2 separate regions of the Mus musculus genome follow, and region 1 is linked to region 2. The links are chromatin loops, found by intact Hi-C in ENCODE. Cell type or tissue: heart. All regions are shown on one strand. Each heading gives the region's core, and the rest is flanking DNA. Links, peaks and the distances in the headings are about the cores only. Region 1 holds the start of Trip4 (thyroid hormone receptor interactor 4). Region 2 overlaps Csnk1g1 (casein kinase 1, gamma 1).

Evidence for each region. Peaks named below come from ENCODE experiments on the same cell type or tissue, not always from the same donor. Only the 100,000 strongest peaks of a DNase experiment are listed, where the experiment ranks them.
Region 1: a loop joins it to region 2, with 4 times the contacts of the local background. A loop is called at or near these places in 16 of 42 quality-filtered maps.

The regions. Positions count from the first base shown.
Region 1 is chr9:65,905,258-65,913,593 of GRCm38, forward strand. Trip4 (thyroid hormone receptor interactor 4) reads right to left here and starts at 3,537. Exons shown (of 14, transcript NM_001357872.1): 1 at 3,182-3,537. Csnk1g1 (casein kinase 1, gamma 1) reads left to right here and starts at 3,753. Exons shown (of 14, transcript NM_173185.2): 1 at 3,753-3,911. In heart, for the core only: CTCF peaks have their summits at 3,265 (motif pointing right) and 4,157; a DNase peak (open chromatin) is centred at 3,694; H3K4me3 peaks cover 2,388 bases; H3K27ac peaks cover 1,502 bases.
Region 2 is chr9:66,000,699-66,009,034 of GRCm38, forward strand. It overlaps Csnk1g1 (casein kinase 1, gamma 1), which reads left to right. Exons shown (of 14, transcript NM_173185.2): 7 at 1,349-1,583; 8 at 7,042-7,127. Among named protein-coding and RNA genes, the nearest start is that of Gm22657, 52 kb to the left of the region's middle. In heart, for the core only: a CTCF peak has its summit at 3,883 (motif pointing left); no DNase peak of the experiment used is centred there.

The sequences.
Region 1 (8,336 bases), core at 157-8,156, 95 kb before region 2:
CTAGTGAAACCAGATGAGCTCTAGCAGTACATATTTTTATTTTATTGTTTGTAACTCAGATGGCCTTGAGTGTGATCTTATCTGTCTTCTGAGTTCCAGCTGTATGCTACCATAGCGAGGCCTCAAACAAGGTTTCAGTACTAATTACATATCAAATGTGTTCTTTTTGTTGTTTAGTCCAGGCTGGGTTAGAATTCATATCAATCCTCCTCACTCAGTTTCTGAAGTGATGTACACAGGCACCATGCACAATTTAATTTTTTAAGTCATTTCAAAGAAAATAAAATGAAGGGGCTGGTGAGATGGTTCAGTGAGTAAGAGCACTGACTGCTCTTCCGAAGAGTATTTCAATTCCCAGCAACCACATGGTGGCTTATAACCACCCATGAGATCTGACACCCTCTTCTGGCACGTCTGAAGGTAGCTACAATGTACTTATTTATAATAATAATAATAATAATAAATAAATAAATAAATAAATCTTTGGGCCAAGCCTGGACGCCTTTAATCCCAGCACTTGGGAGGCAGAGGCAGGCGAATTTCTGAGTTCGAGGCCAGCCTGGTCTACAGAGTGAGTTCCAGGATAGCCAGGACTATACAGAGAAACCCTGTCTCAAAAACAAACAAACAAACAAAAGAAACAACAAAAACAAATCTTTGGGCTAGAGTAAGCAGGGTTTGAGTGAGTAGGGCCAACTGGAGTGAGCAGGGTTGACCAACAACCAGATCAAGGCTCACAACTATCTCTACAGCTACAGTGTATACTCATATACATAAAATAAATAATTTTAAAAAAGAAAAAATTAAAAAGTGAATATAAAAAGACACTGTTAGGAGGCTGAAAGTCCCATATTAGTCATATATGATGAGGGTACTGCACTGGTTGTGAAGGCTATTCGGGATCTAGCCTATATATATGCTACTGTTTTATAGCTCATATTAAGAGTATAGATTCCTCGGCCAGCAAAATCACTCAAAGGGTAGAGCGACTACCAATGCCAAACCTGCCGCCTTGAGCTCAGTCTCTAGACCATCGATATGGTTGAAAAGGAGAAGGGACTCCTTCAACACATCCTTTGACCTCCACATTCACAATGGTATGTCAGCACCAACACATACACAAATAAATATAATAAAGAGAATAAGATTTTTGTAGTTAAGCCCACATAGGCAGTTGTAGTGTAGGACTTTGCAACTCACCTTCCCAGGCCTCTAAGCATGACTATGTTGAAAATGAAAGAATTATAAAAGCTCATGTGGTCAGGCAATGGTGGTGGTGCACGCTTTTAATCCCAGCACTTGGGAGGCAGAGGCAGGAGGATTTCTGAGTTCAAGGCAAGCCTGATCTATAGAGTGAGTTCCAGGACAGCCAGGGCTACACAGAGAAACCCTGTCTCGAAAAGCAAAACAAACAAACAAACAAAAGCTCATGTGGGGCTGGAAAGATGGCTCAGTGGTTAAGAGCACCAACTGTTCTTCCAGAGGTCCTGAGTTCCATTCCCAGCAACCACAGGGTGGCTCACAACCATCTGTAATGGGATCCGATGCCCTCTTCTGGGGTGTCTGAAGGCAGCAACAGTGTACTCATACATTAAGTGAATAAATAAATCTTTAAAAAAAAAAAAAAGCTCATGTGGTTATTTAGGACTCAATCCAGATTTTCATATATTAATAGAACAGTGAATTAAAAAACCCCAAGGCTATAGGAAAGGAGCTAAATGCTGCTTGTAAACCACCTCAGGCAGTGGACAGAGAGCTCTGCAGATGAAGGTGCATTTCCACATTAGCTTAAGCTTATGGTTAGTTCTAACTGAATTTTATTTGATGAGGCACCAATTTCTATAGGCCACATTTTTTTAAACCATAAACATGTTCTAGTTCTTTAGATGTATTGTAAACTGTTGCATGTTGGACTTATATTTATTTTAGAATTTAAAGTTTGGAATTTAGACCTGCTGGCAGGTGAAATACTAAACTACTGTAACACTCATCACTGACCCAGATTGTGTGTGTGTGTGTTTGTGTGTGTGTGTGTGTGTGTATTTCCAATTGTATACACGATGATGGTGGGGGTAGGGAATGGAACTATTTTAGACTTAATAACCAACTGCTGGTACATTTGAGCCTAAAGTGGTTTCTTAAAAGCTTTGCAGAGTTGACTGCCTAGGATGGATCAATTTAATGCCATCCTATGAGTCTAGGAAATGAAAAGGCCTAGTGTTACTTTTCAATTACCAAAATTAGTTTTCTGTCTTAGCTGAGGTAAACAACAGTCTACTAATAATTTTGTGACCAATAAAATCGGGTCTTACAGTTGCAAGTGTATCCACTGATGTAGATGAGAAAAATTCAGAAGTTAAAGTTAAAATAGGAAAGCCGGTCCATCCCGGTAGTGAACGCTTTAAATCCCAGCACCTGGGAGAAGAGGAAGGTGGGTCTCTGAATTCAGGGCCAGCCTGGTCTACATAGACATTACCTGATCAGTCATCCAGGGCTTCAAAGTGAGATTCAGACTCAAAAAATAATACAGTCAAGTGATGGTTTTATCCCCCACCCCAGGTTTCTCTAAAAATATAATTACTATAATTATAGGGGTCGTTACAGGGGGTTATTTTGTTGGCTTTGGTCTCCACCATAGTTTTCCAGTTTTTTCAAAGAGTGAACTTATGCCTCGGGTATGTTAGGTAAAATGTTTTAAAACTGGGACTGACCATGTAGTCTAGGCCTTGGAGTTACTATCCTCGCTTTTCCTCTGGAGTCTAAGCATTACAGGTCTGCTTGTCATGTCCAGTAAATGAGTCTCCTTGCCTCCCTTCCTTTCTTCGATGCCTGGGAATCGAACTAAAGACCTTGGGCATGCCAGGCAAGTTTTGTATCACAGACCTAAATCCCCAGCCTAAATGAGGGTTTTTATGGACACCTTTCTTAGTCACCGTATAGGTATGTTGGTTTATTCTGATGGGAGGCTTAGTTGTCTTCCTACTCAAGCGAGATTACCGGCATTCTTTGTCTCCCCCAACTCCCCCGTTTTATGGAATAACAATAATAATATTACTCTGGTCAATTTTCATAGACTCAAATATAGCTAGGTTATTTCCAGGTCACACATAAAAACGTTAAATCCTTAAAAAAAAAAAAAAAAAGAAAAAAGAAAAGACAAGGTAAGACAAAACTTTCTTACCCACTTCACTGTTCGACTTCTGGAGCCGGTTCAGAACGAAATGCATGCAAAAGTCTGGTTGAAACGACAGGAAATCCACCAGAGGGAGATGCTTGCTAGACAGTGAGAAAGAAGCTCCCGCAAGGGGCCTGGAGAGGAGCTTTGGGAGGAGCTGCCGAGATGGCCCAGGATTCCAGGAGGTGTGTGTAGTTTGGAGCTGGTGTCAGAGACCAACTGATGGAAGCAGCTACGTTGGGCCTACTACCTGCTGCAGCGAAGGGTTTACCTGGCCTAACATTGTAAACTAAAGGCCTAAAAACATTTCCAAATGAGAAAACGAAGCTCCCAACCCACTTACCAACAGTCCCCGAAGAAATGGGGGGGGAAGGGGGGTATTTAAAGGCACTTCCGCTTAGCAACCCCACGCTGTTGCTAAGGAGGGGCCGCAGCATTAACGACCCGGAAGTGGTGGTCTGAATTTCACAGCGACGACAGGGGTTTGTCCTATCAGAAGAACGAGGATGCTCTGCGGCTCCAGGAGGTGGGTGGGACCTGCATTAGTACTTCCGGCTTGGCTCGGCCGCCCCTCAACTGGTCTTCCCCCTCCCCTCCGCCTCCTCCGCTCCCTCCGCTCCCTCCCGCTCCTGGGAAAGCAAAGCTGCGGCTTAAGGGGTGGTTGAGAGAAGCAGTAGGCGCCTCGGGGAGGGGACCGCGCCCGCCCCCTTGGAACACTGGAGCACCGCTGATTTAGGTAGGTACTCTGGCTTCGACTGGGTCTGGGAGACTGGAGTCTGAGATGTGTGTGTGTGTGTACGTGTGTGTGTGGGGGGGGTGGGGTGGGGGCTTTAGGAGCCCTTCGCTGGGGCGGGGCAGTGGACTCGGGAATCCCGGGTGGGGCGCGGGCCTGTCCGTGGAGGGTTGCGGGGGCGGGACAGAGGGACCAGGGTCCCTGCGTGCAAAGAGTTGCGGGTTGCGGGTTAGACCCGGTCGCAGGAGGCGCCCTTTCTGAAGCAGGGACTTCGGCCAATGCAGACCGGGAGTTTCCCACCTGGAGTGCCAGCTCCGAAAAGAAGGGGGAGCATCATCCAGGGCCGAAATCAAGGGTATAGACTTGGAGAGGTGACTGTGGTCATCCTGTGCTTCACATTGTCCGCGTCCCGGACTCTCTGTTGGGACAGAGCCGGGCTTCGAGGGCTTGTAAGGGTTTCGTGTCGGCTGGGCACCGTGGAGCCGCCCTTGGCAGAGGTAGGGCAGAAGAGTGGGTAATGAGACCTCCCTCCACCCAACTTCCGTGCGCTTCCCCCGCTTCTTCCTTTATTGCTCTCTCGGCAGGGCGCCCTATAGGAGCGTTGTCCCCTAAGTGGGTACGCATCACGTCGTAAAACAAGAGTGTGAAACTGGGTTTGTTGCCCCCGGATGATTTTTCGGATATTTGCAAAGTGCCAGAATGGCATATTCTAGCAGTCTCCCAGACCGATATGAGTCTGGTATGAATTTTCTTAGAAAATGCAATACTGGAAGGCATCTGACTATATTCAAACGTAGCCTTGTAAATGAGCATGCTTTAAAAAAACCACTAGGAAATCCATATTTAGAGGTCTAGATGAGACATGTTTAGGCAAGCCTTTTTCAACCTCTTTCTCACCTGCCAGTAATCCTTTTGTGGTTTAAACGAATTAGAAATGCTATCTTCATTTTGTTTAAGTGACTGAATTGTAGGAAGTATAGTATATGTCTTAGAAGAACTAGTGAACATTTAGAGAGACAAGGGACAAGAGTCCCTTTCCAATGATTGAACTCTCTCTTAATCTTTTAAGGAGATAATTATGTTCAAGTGGAAGTATTGGCTTTGAGAAAGATAATTCTGGGAATGAACCCGCCTTTGCCTCTTAACTAGTTGTTGACTTTGGTCAAGTCACAGACTAACAGTTTCAGCCTCTTCACAAGGAGGAATTAAATTCTAGTCAGTGTCAAAAGAGAGGTGATTACTTATATAACTCCATTTAAAACAAGCACCTTTGAATTTCAAGGTTGTCATTAGTCAACATAGTTAAGGGAGCCCAACTTAGTGGAAGGGGATTTTTGAAAAAGAAACTGATAATATTCAAATAGTATACGGCAGGAATTCGAGGTTTGGGTTTTTTGTTGTTGTTGTTGTTGTTGTTGTTGTTTTGTTTTTGTTTTTGTCTCACACACACACACACACACACACACACACTCACGCTCTGGCTGGCCTGGAAGTCACTCTGTAGACCAGGTTGTATTGTACTCACAGAGCTCCGCCTGCCTCTGCCTCCCCAGTGCTGGGATTAAAGGCATGCACCACCACTGCCCGGCTTTATTATTCTTTATTTTGTAGTTCTGAGCATTCAGTTCAGAACGGTCTCACACAGTTTTCACTATTGAGATACAACTTTAGATCCTAGAAATTGATCATATGTAGCATAAAATGCAATTATCAATAGTTTCCTAAAGCCCATATTAAGTACAATATGTTTATTTTTTTGAAATGACCAAAGTACATTTTATAGGTTCTTCTCAGATAATCTTTATGCTGTTAGATATAGCATGGATTGAAATAAAAAACATAAGTAACTTACTTAAATCTTAAATCACGTGTCTTCTTAATGGAAGTTAAACTTGGGGCATAAAATAGTAATTGTAAGGTCAACATCACTTGCATGACCCATCTTAGATTATAAGATTAGCAAAACTTAGTTTTGTTTTGTTATTTTGAGACTGACTTATCATGTAAACTCAGGCTGGCCTTGATCGTGAGATACTCTTTCCCCTGGAGTGTTGGGGTTACAGCTGTTTGATAATTCACTTGACTTCTAGAAAATTCTTATATAAACTATAAAATGAATAAATGAAAATACAATAAATTCCTCCTTCTAAATCATTAGTAATCAGAATGTAGAAATGATTTTAGAAAATGAAATATTGACATATGCTTACTTGCCTTGTGGATTTAAAATTGTAGTTCTTTGTAGCCTGTTTGTTTGTTTGAGACAGGGTTTCTCTGTGTAGTCCTGGCTGTCCTGGACCCTTGGTAGATCAAGATGGCCTTGAACTCACTGAGATCCACCTGTTTTTGACTCTCAAGTGCTGGGATTAAAGGCATGTGCTTCCAAACCCCATTTATTGATGGATTGGTTTTTCCTCTGTAGCCTATTATGTTGGTCTTTTCTTTTCTTTTTGGAAAAGGGTTTCACTGTGTAACCTTGGCTGGTTCAGAAATTGTTTTGTATAGCAGATTTACTTGGAACTCACAAAAATCCGTTTGCCTCTGCTCCCCAAGTGCTGGGACTAAAAGCAGGCATCATCACAGCTTCTGTTGGATTTTCGACTAACAGGTTTTCTTTCTGGTTAGTAATCTTTTATATATACTTTAGTTATGTACTTTTATTTTATGTGCATTGATGTTTTGCCTGCATGTGTCTCTGTGTGACATCTTGGAGTTACAGACAGTTATGAGCTGCCATGTGGGTGCTAGGATTTGAACCTTAGTCCTCTGGAAGAGCAGTCAGTACCTTTAACAGCTGAGCCATCTCTTCAGTCCCTGTGGTTAGTTTAAAACATTTCAAATATACTTTATATTCAAAGGGGCTGAATATAATAACATCCTTTTTTTTGTTTTTGTTTTTTGTTGTTGTTTTGTTTTGTTTTTTGAGACAGGGTTTCTCTGTGTAGCCCTGGTTGTCCTTTGACTCACTATGTAGACCAGGCTGGCCTCGAACTCAGAAATCCGCCTCTGCCTGCCTCTGCCTGCCTCTGCCTCCCAAGTGCTGGGATTAAAGGCGTGCGCCACCACGTCCGGCTAAATAACGTTTTAGAAGCAGGGTTGAAATTATGTTTTGCTCTGATTGAGGCTTTTTGGTGTGGTGATTCAAATTTCCAAATGGCGTTTTTAAAGGGAACATTCTTAAATTCATATCTAGGTTTTTTGGCTATGTTTTTTGAGTTGTTATTTTTCATTACTTAAAGTTGAAGTTATGTTGTCTTGCTAGCTCTCAGCACTGTCTGTCTTTTACCTGTCTTTTTATAAAATGTTAATCCATTTATTTTTCATATAAGGAATAGGATAATAGCTATTTGGTGTGAAAATTCTGCCTAAATTATATGCCACAAATACAAAACCATTGGATATACTTTCCCTAGTGATCTCTTCCACAAGAAGTCTGTGACCAAGCCAGAGATCTTTGCAGTTGTCAGTTGTGGAATTTGCTGGTGAGGGAATCTAAGAACTGTTGACCCTTCTTGAACAGCTCTTTGATGATGTTAAAAAGTTTAGGCATAATAGAGGAGATGTGTATAAGGACATAGACACATACATTTGTACATATGCACAATATAGTAAAATCATAGAATCAGCACAATAGTTAGTTATGTTGTGGTGCTGTTAAACCAGGAGCAAAAGAATTACTGTGGAAATGTTAAAAATAAAAAAAGTCCAGAAACTACTTTGTTTTTACTGTAACCATGGGACTTTTCTCTCCTGAGCTTGTTCCTACCTTATACCGTATTTTATGGAAATGGTTATTTAGCTTCTAATTAAGTTAAATAATCTTTATATTAAGGCTATTAATTTTTAATATTTATGTTAGTATATAAAATAACCTTTATATTAAGATATAAAATAGAATGTAGTTAGATTTTAATGTCACCAGTTTGGTAGTAACTGCTTCAGTGGCTTTACATACATAGTAGACTTTCCTGGAAGAACTTTGGATTTGTAGAATGATAGTTTTTCCTTCACAGCGACTCTATCCACTGGGGCCTAATATAGAATCTCCGAGAAGCTGGGGAGAGGAAAAGAGTGAATTTGCTTGAGAATTACCATTTTAAGTTTTATAGATTTCTTATTTAGAAAGCTAAATTGGATTTTGACATTATTGGGATTGTGTTCAAGATGGACTCAGGGAAAAAATGAGTTGCCATCTGTTTCACATTCCTTCTTTCCTCCCCCTCCCATGTTTTGTGGCTTTGAATTCATCAGATTATTTTTCAAAAATACAAACCCTCAGTAGATTTAGATTATATAATATTAATACGTAACTAAATAACATGGATTGTTATGTTGCGTTATATAGGACAATAATAGACAATGCATAAAGGTAATTGTTGAATTATTTAATGTTCTGGATTTGGCTTCAAATTTGCTATATAGTCAAGG
Region 2 (8,336 bases), core at 132-8,131:
CAATAGAAAGTGTGGCAGGAGGTGAGGTGGCAGTAGCGCCTGTCTCAGAGGGCACATTTGCAAGTTACAATATATAAAGTAAAAGTATTACCATCTTAGCCAAACTTAGTGACCTCATTGTTTTCTCTTAATCTTAATGGTTGTTATATGTTTGTAGCAAAAAGTATTTGGATGTGGGGGCTTGCTGGAGATAGATTAAGCAGTTAAAAGCAGTTATTGCTCTTACAGAAAATCTGAATTTGGTTCCCAGCACCTACATCAGATAACTAACACTGCCTGTAACTCCATTTCCAGGGAATCTGATAGCCTCTGGCCTTGTGGGCACACAATTGGTAGATATAAACTCAGGAAGGCACACACACATACATATGCATGAGTAAAATCATAAAACAAACCTTAAAATATAGTTTTAGTTTATGTCAGTAAAGTGGGAGGTAGATAAGAGTGGATGATGTGCCGGGCAGTGGTGGCAGACACCTTTAATCCCAGCACTCGGGAGGCAAAGGCAGGTGGATTTCTGAGTTTGAGGCCAGCCTGGTCTACAGAGTGAGTTCCAGGACAGTTCCCTGTCTCGAACACCCCCCCCCCCCAAAAAAAAAGAGTGGCTGATGTTGTTGTTACTTTATTTTTTTGGAGAAAAGGTCTTACACAGTAACCCTGGCTGGCCTGGAACTTTCTTATGTAGACCAGGCTGGCATTGAACTCATAGATATCTATCTTGGATTAAAGGCATACACTACCACACCCAGGCAAGAGATGAGTTTTCATTTTAGTTTCAGAAACCTTATGCTGAGCCAGGGACAGTGGCATATCTATGATGACAGCTACTTAGCAGACCCAAATAAGAAGATTGCTTAAGTCCAAGAGCTCAAGGCCTAGCCTAGACAGCAGAGTGATACAGAACAATGGGAAGGAAAGAATAAAACTGGGGAGGCGGGGTGAATGTGGGGGGGGGTCACAGTGAAATGACTCAGCAGGTAAAGGCACTTGCCACCAAGTCTGACAAGTTAAGGTTAAGCCCTCAGTCCACATGGAGGAAAGAAGTGACTCTTACACGTTATCTTCTGACTGCCACACACACCTATGAATGCACTTTCATGCACACACACACACACCACAGTAAGTAAATAAACAAACATAATTTTTAAAAAGAAATATTTGGGCCAGGCATAGTGGCACATGTCTTTGACCCTAGCACTTGGGAGGCAGAGGCAAGCAGATCTCTGTAAGTTCCAGGACAGTCAAGCTACATAGTGAAATCCCATCTCTAAAAAAAGTTTTTTGGATTTTCCTTCCCCCAGCTTGCTTATTTCAAGGTATTTCCATTATTATTTTTTCTTTCTTTTAGCTTTCTCGAATGGAGTATGTACACTCAAAGAATCTTATTTACCGAGATGTCAAACCAGAGAACTTCTTGATTGGCCGACAAGGCAATAAGAAAGAGCATGTAATACACATTATAGATTTTGGACTGGCCAAGGAATATGTTGATCCTGAAACCAAAAAACACATACCTTACAGAGAGCACAAAAGTTTGACTGGAACTGCGAGATACATGTCTATCAACACACATCTAGGCAAAGGTGCGTTGAAAGGGGCAGGTTATGTGAGCATCTTCTTCCCATAACACTGACTATGCATTACACTGTGAGTTACAACTTGTACCATCTGCTGCATCATAAGGTAAGTGACATTTTTTGTACTTGAGAGAGTGGAATGGTAAGTTGGTGATGTTCTCATATATCTTAATTCTGTGTTTTCTGATGCTTCGTTCTTCAGCAGTTTAAGAGTTATTGCAAGATGATAGTAGTATTTGCATTAAGTAATGAGACTTGTATTTATTTACTTGTGTATGACTCTGTACACGTAAAAGGAGGAAATCAGGCCAGGCCTGTGTTAATGAAGGGGTTTCACTAAACATGGGTGCTGGGACAGGAGAGATGGCTCACCAGTTAAGAGCACTGGCTGCTCTTCCAGAAGACCAGGTTTGGTTCTCAGCACCCACATGGCAGCTCATAACCAGCTGTAGCGTTAGTTCCAAGGAAGGAATCTGATCTGTTCTGAACTCTTTGGGACCAGGAACACATGTGGTACACAGACATACATGCAGGTAAAACATGATGTGGATAGTATGATTAGCCCAGTAGGTTATCCCTCATGGCAATTATCTTTATTATTCTATAAAGTATGTTTTGAGCATCTACCCTGTATGACAGTAGAGCACTTCCTCGTGTTGGTGTTCTGCGATTGCCACTGGAATTATCTCCAAAGTTAGGCTTCATGAGCCCAAGTGCTCTTCAGGTCAAATCTAATATGCCTTACCATTAGGTTTGTTCTCCATTTCTCTACATATTGTAGCGCGCTCTCTCTCTCTCTCTCCCCCTACCTCTCTCCCCCTCTCTCATGGTGTATGTGTGTGTATCAAGACAGGGTTTCACTATGTAGCCTTGAACTCAGAGATCTGGATACCTCTAACTCTCAAATTCCGCAACTAAAGACATGTGCCCCTGTGTTGATAAAAATTTTTGTAATTGGGTATAGTAGCATACACCTTTAATTTCAGCACTCTAGAGGCATAGGCAAATGGGTCCCCACGTTTGAGACCAACCTCATCTCCATAGCAAGTTTTAGGCCAATTGAGATTACCTAGTGAGACCATGTCTCAAACAAAACATAACTCATAAATGCTATCTCAGGTATCACACACTAGAGAAGTGTCCATGGGAGTTCTAATATTGTTGGCTTTTAAATGTGTAATATTTTTTTAAGTTGTAATGAGGGAGGGAGACCCTGGGAAATATATTGTCAAATAGCTCAGAGAAGTGCTCTTCACTTTGTAATGGAAGTTAGCAAAGGAAAAGGTGTTCTTCCTGGCACTACATCAGATGAGCTACCTCTCATTGATTAAAACATCCCAGCCCAGGTTTAAAACCATTATTTAATGGCTAAAATTAGAGAACACTCTTTCTTTGAGCAAAATACAATTAGCCTAAAATTGGGGTGTTGTGCCTGTAAAGCAAACACATTTTTCTTATAACCTGAAGGGAGCCTCCACCATGTTGAAGACATTTGTGTCTTGTTCATTTCCTAGTAGCGAAACCCTTCTTTGAAAACAACAACAACAACAACAACAAATCCACTGTGAAAAGTGAGGAGGACCTACCTATTGCATTACAGTGCAGACTATCCAAGCAAGTATGGAGACAGCACGTGCTGGTTTTCATTTACATTTTAAGACCTAGCTGCAGACAAACAGAAATGAAGATTTAAGACCTAATAGTTTAATATTGATTATTTTAAATTTTTAGAGCTCAGCCAGGTGGTGGTGCACACCTTTAATCCCAGCACTCGGGAGGCAGAGGCAGGTGGATTTCTGAGTTCCAGGCCAGCCTGGTCTACAGAGTGAGTTCCAGGATAGCCAGGGCTACACAGAGAAACACTGTCCTGAAAAACCAAAAATAAAATAAAATAAAATAAAATAAAATAAAAATAGATAAAAATAAATTTTTAGAGCTCAAAAATGATTTTTCAAATTACCTAAAATGGCCACATTATTTTCACATAAGAAACTGAGGCCCAATGTAGGTGGCTTGGCTGCATTTTCACTTTACTAGATGGTGTTAATATGAGTTAATAGGAACAGTGAGCACAGACCTAGGTCTCACACCTACTTTAGGTGTCATAGTTTCTCTATTCTGTGTCCCAGAGCAATGCTTTTTTTTTTCTCCTCAGGACTTACAGAGCTACATCATTTGTGTGTGTGTGGTGTGTGTGTGTGTGTGTGTGTGTGTGTGTGTGTGTGTGTGTGTGTGAAAATTGTAAATCTGTGGAGAGCTCGCCCTCTAGTGCTCACTTAGCTACAATTGAAGCATTCGCCTAGGGAATTTTTTTATCCTCCCCAGGCTTCCTGTTACGTACAGGAAACAGATATAAAAGCAGAGGTGTGATGCCGTGTGGGAAACTCTCCCACTGTGCTTCCCTGTCTGTCTGCTCACCTCACATGCTCTGCTCCTCTCCTCATTTCCTATGCTCTGTTAACAAACTTTTTGTCTGACTACTTGTTTTCAATCCCATAACATTTTATTGCAAATTTCAGACACCTCACGTAGGCCAAACTGTCTGGAGAGCTTGTGTTTTCTTACATCCTTTTAAACGCTTTTCCCCTCCTTTTATTCTTAGTTTTAATCCAGGACCTGTTCATTCAAGGAAGACCCTTCACAAAATTATGCCCCAGTCATGGGTGTCTCCTTTTTTTTTATTAGAAACTGCCTTTTCAAAACCCTTTTTGTCAGGCATAGTGGCCCATTTCTGTATTCTCAGCATTGTATAAGCAGAAGGCAGGAGGATCACCAGAAGTCCAAGGCTTGCCTGAGTTTCATAGTGAATTCCAGGCTAGCCTGGTCTACCAAATGAGACATCATCCTCAAAAACAAAACAAAAAGTTAAGGAAAATCCCCCTTCTGTCATAGTACTATTTATAAAGTTGCCTTTTCAGACAGGGTCACCCTCAAATGAAGAAGGTGAGCTGGAAGGTGTATGATGTAGGAACTGTTTAGAGGGCAACTATGAAGTAGTAGCAAGGAACAGTGATATGCACAGGTGACAGTAACAGAATGAAAGCTTTTAAGTTGAAACAGTTCATCTACTCTGTAGAGTACTGTTCATTTTTATGTTGTTAAAATATTTCTTGTTTATTTGACGTGTGTGTGTGTGTGTGTGTGTGTGTGTGTAAATCTATATTACTAACCCTCCAACTCCTCCTGGACCTCTTCCAACAATGCTCCTCTCACCTTCATCTTTTCCTTTTCTTCCTCCTCCTCTTCTGAATAACCCACTGAGTCCAGTTAGTGCTGCCTTCAAGAGCATAAGCCAAAATAAACTGACTTCCTCTTCCTCCAGCAACCATCAGTTGTCATTCACTCCTCAGCTGAGCCTCAGGAGCATCCCCCACCCACACTGGAGTTATTGGCTGGCTGCTGTAAGTTGATGAGTGCAGTGGCCATGTCCTGTCCCAAAGACTGTCGTTTATATAGCACTCTTTTCCATCCTCAGCCTTTACGTTCTTCCCACACCTCCTTCTGTGATGCCCTTGAGCTTTTCTGGAGGGTAGAGATAGCCCACTAGGGGAAGCACTCAGCAGTTTGGAGTCTCTCAGAAACTTTTCTGGCAAAAGTGGAGAACAGCACTAATATATGGGTCTAAACATAAATATTTAGTAGGCAGCTTGACGTGTCTTTAAGTAAAAAACAATAGCAGGTTTCCCACTTAGGCCCATTTCCAAAGAGCATGACACTTTGACCAGGTTTACAGTATCACTACTCATTCCTTCTTGTGCAAGTTTCCCATAATTTGAGACAGCAGCTATGCTATGTTGTGCTGTATTTTTAGTCTGTGACTTTCCCAGCCTAGATGACAATCTTGGATTTTACTTTGAGTTCAGAAGATTAGAATCAAGTTGAAAGCGATAACTAAGCAAAGTGGTGGGACGTAGTCCTGTAATACCAACACTTGGGAAGCTGAGGTACAAGGATCATGAGTTTTAGGCCCACCTGTCTTAAATAAGACACATTCAAGGTAGTCTCTTAATTCTCCTTATGTGTATACACACACACACATACACATACATATCCCCGATTCCAGCCAGGGTATCATTTAGTCCAAGCTGGCCATGAACTCACCAAGATCATCTGCCTCTGCCTCTTTAGTGCTAGGGTTAAAGATGTACACCGCCAAGCCCAGCTGTAATCTCTTTTGGAGAAGCTCTAAACTTGGCTAAAACAAAAAGTAAATACAAATCATGCCTGTACTTTGAACACTTGAGAAGTGGAGACAGGATGATCATCCTGAGGTACATAGCGATTTGAGACTGTCTTGTGCTACATTAAAGCCTATCTCTGTAAAACAAGAACAATAAATAATAAATGCCTTGATGAGCCATAACTGGTAAGTTCAAAGTAGATGCATATACTAGTTAGTATTTAGTGTTGACATCCAAAGATCTTGTCAACTATTCCATAGTTACTAACTTATCTTCCTATTTCAAAGGAGAGAAAAGCTAGAAACGTAGTCAAGTTCCAAAGACAGCAACTTGTTTTGTGTATCCAGAGAGGACACTTTTAATGTTAAACCGTTTTTTAGTTTTAAGGTGATTGTGGAATACTTGGTTCAAGTGGGATGTTAACCAAGAAGTGATATATTGTTCTCTGCTGACTTGAAACTAAAGTATTGCCGGGTGGTGGTGGCATACGCCTTTAACCCCAGCACTTGGGAGGCAGAGGCAGTCAGATTTCTGAGTTCAAGACCAGCCTGGTCTACAGAGTAAGTTCCAGGACAGCCAGAACTATACAGAGAAACCCTGTCTCGAAGGGGAAAAAAAAAAAAGAAGAAGAAACTAAAAAAAAAAAAAAAAAAAAAAAAGAAGAAACTAAAGTGTTCATTTTTGTGATGAGTTAAAATTGCTAAACGTGGGGGTGGGGGTGGGGGGTGCTTGCCTTTAATCCCAGGGCAGGCAGATCTCTGTGAGTTCCAGGCCAGCCTGGTGTATACAATGACAGATAGCCAGAGCTACACAAAGAAACCCTGTCTTGGGAAAAATTTTGCTAACATGTATACTAGGTATTCTGCATCTTGTATCTCTGTGGGCCTAGTCCAAGTGGACTGCCTCAGCTGGGACAGTCAGCTGTGCAGACTACTGCCTGTTTTCCTTGTGATAACCAAACTAAACAAGTCCTGTTTGTTTATGTGTAATCCCATGCTCATGCAGGTGTTGAATCCGGAGTGCTTTGCCCAGTAGCTAGCATTGGGTCTTGGTTGGGATTTAGAATTTACTCTTCACTTGCTCTTTACTTGTTAGCAGCAAAGGATGGCCACCTATTGTTTTTCAATTTTAATCTAAAATATTATTCCTGGTTCAAGTGTACAAAGATTAGTAAGAAGAGCCTTTCTAGAGCAGAAGGGCTTCGGGAGGGATTGTTTGGTTTTAAAGCTCTTTCTGCTTTAATAACTGCAAACATAATGTGTGTGATCTGTCTTCCCTCCTAGAGCAAAGCCGGCGAGATGATTTGGAAGCCTTAGGCCATATGTTCATGTACTTCCTCCGAGGCAGCCTACCCTGGCAAGGACTCAAGGTATCCTTGAAAGTGCTTTTTGTCTGCTCAGTTGATAATGAAAGGGCTGCCTAGGGTGGTGTCTCTAAAAAGCACAAAGGGGAAGGTTGGTTTCCAAGATGAGAAGCAAGGCTTGTGACATTAGTCCACGTTGTAAAATGTTGGTCACCTGGGCTTGGGGAGCTCTGTTCACATTTGGCTTCCTCACCACCTTCCTATCCTAACTCCTGCCTCTCTGCCATTCTCCTTCCTCCCCTCCCTCCTCCCAGCCGAGGCAGTGCTGCTTTTCTCATCGTGTTGGTGGCCCTCCTCCACATCATCACTCTCAAGGAGGAGTGTTCCCCAGCTATTGGAAATTTTTACAACAAAACAATGACAGCATCTGCTACACATTTACCAAAAAAGCCAACAGGGTTTTTCCAGGCTCCTAAGGAGAACTAGGAAATATATATTAATCCTACATAGATAAAGGATTCACCTTAACAAAAATAGCAGAAAAAGATTCAGGCTTCACACTGCTGTTTGTTTAAATACATTATTGAATAAATAACTTTCAAATAATAGCCATTTCTTACAAGCATAAGGTTTTTTAGGTAGATGTTTCTTTAGGTAGATGTGAGTAAACTCCTTTTTTTTTGGGGGGGGGGGGGTTCGAGACAGGGTTTCTCTGTGTAGCCCTGGCTGTCCTGGAACTCAGAAATCCTCCTGCGTCTGCCTCCCCAGTGCTGGGATTAAAGGCGTGCGCCACCACACCCGGCATAAACTCTTAATACAGTAATAGGCATTATGATTACCCTGTAGCTGTTACTAGGAAACTTAATTTTCTAACCCTTCCCGAAGCCTTTTACATAGTCAGATATAAGGTATATTTTTAGTTGTAATTTATTTCTTAATATGGAAAGATACTTAATCTGTAATTTGAGGTATTAATATACTTCCTTCCTCCAGGTAGGCAAAATAATCCATTTTCCCGTGCTTTCTATGACATGACTTCTACACCCATTCATTCTCACTAATTAAACACGAGGCCTTGTACATTCTCCGCAAATGTCCTTTCTCTGAGCTACAGCCAGACCCTCCTATTCTCTAAAAAATTCTTTTCTTAAATTTTTCTCCTGTCAGCTCTCACCTATAATTATCCAGTCCTGTGTGTCTTTTCACTGATAGTGACATGTTACATATAGCTTACACATCCTGCTTGCTTGAAACTCTGGTGGACTCTGAGACCCC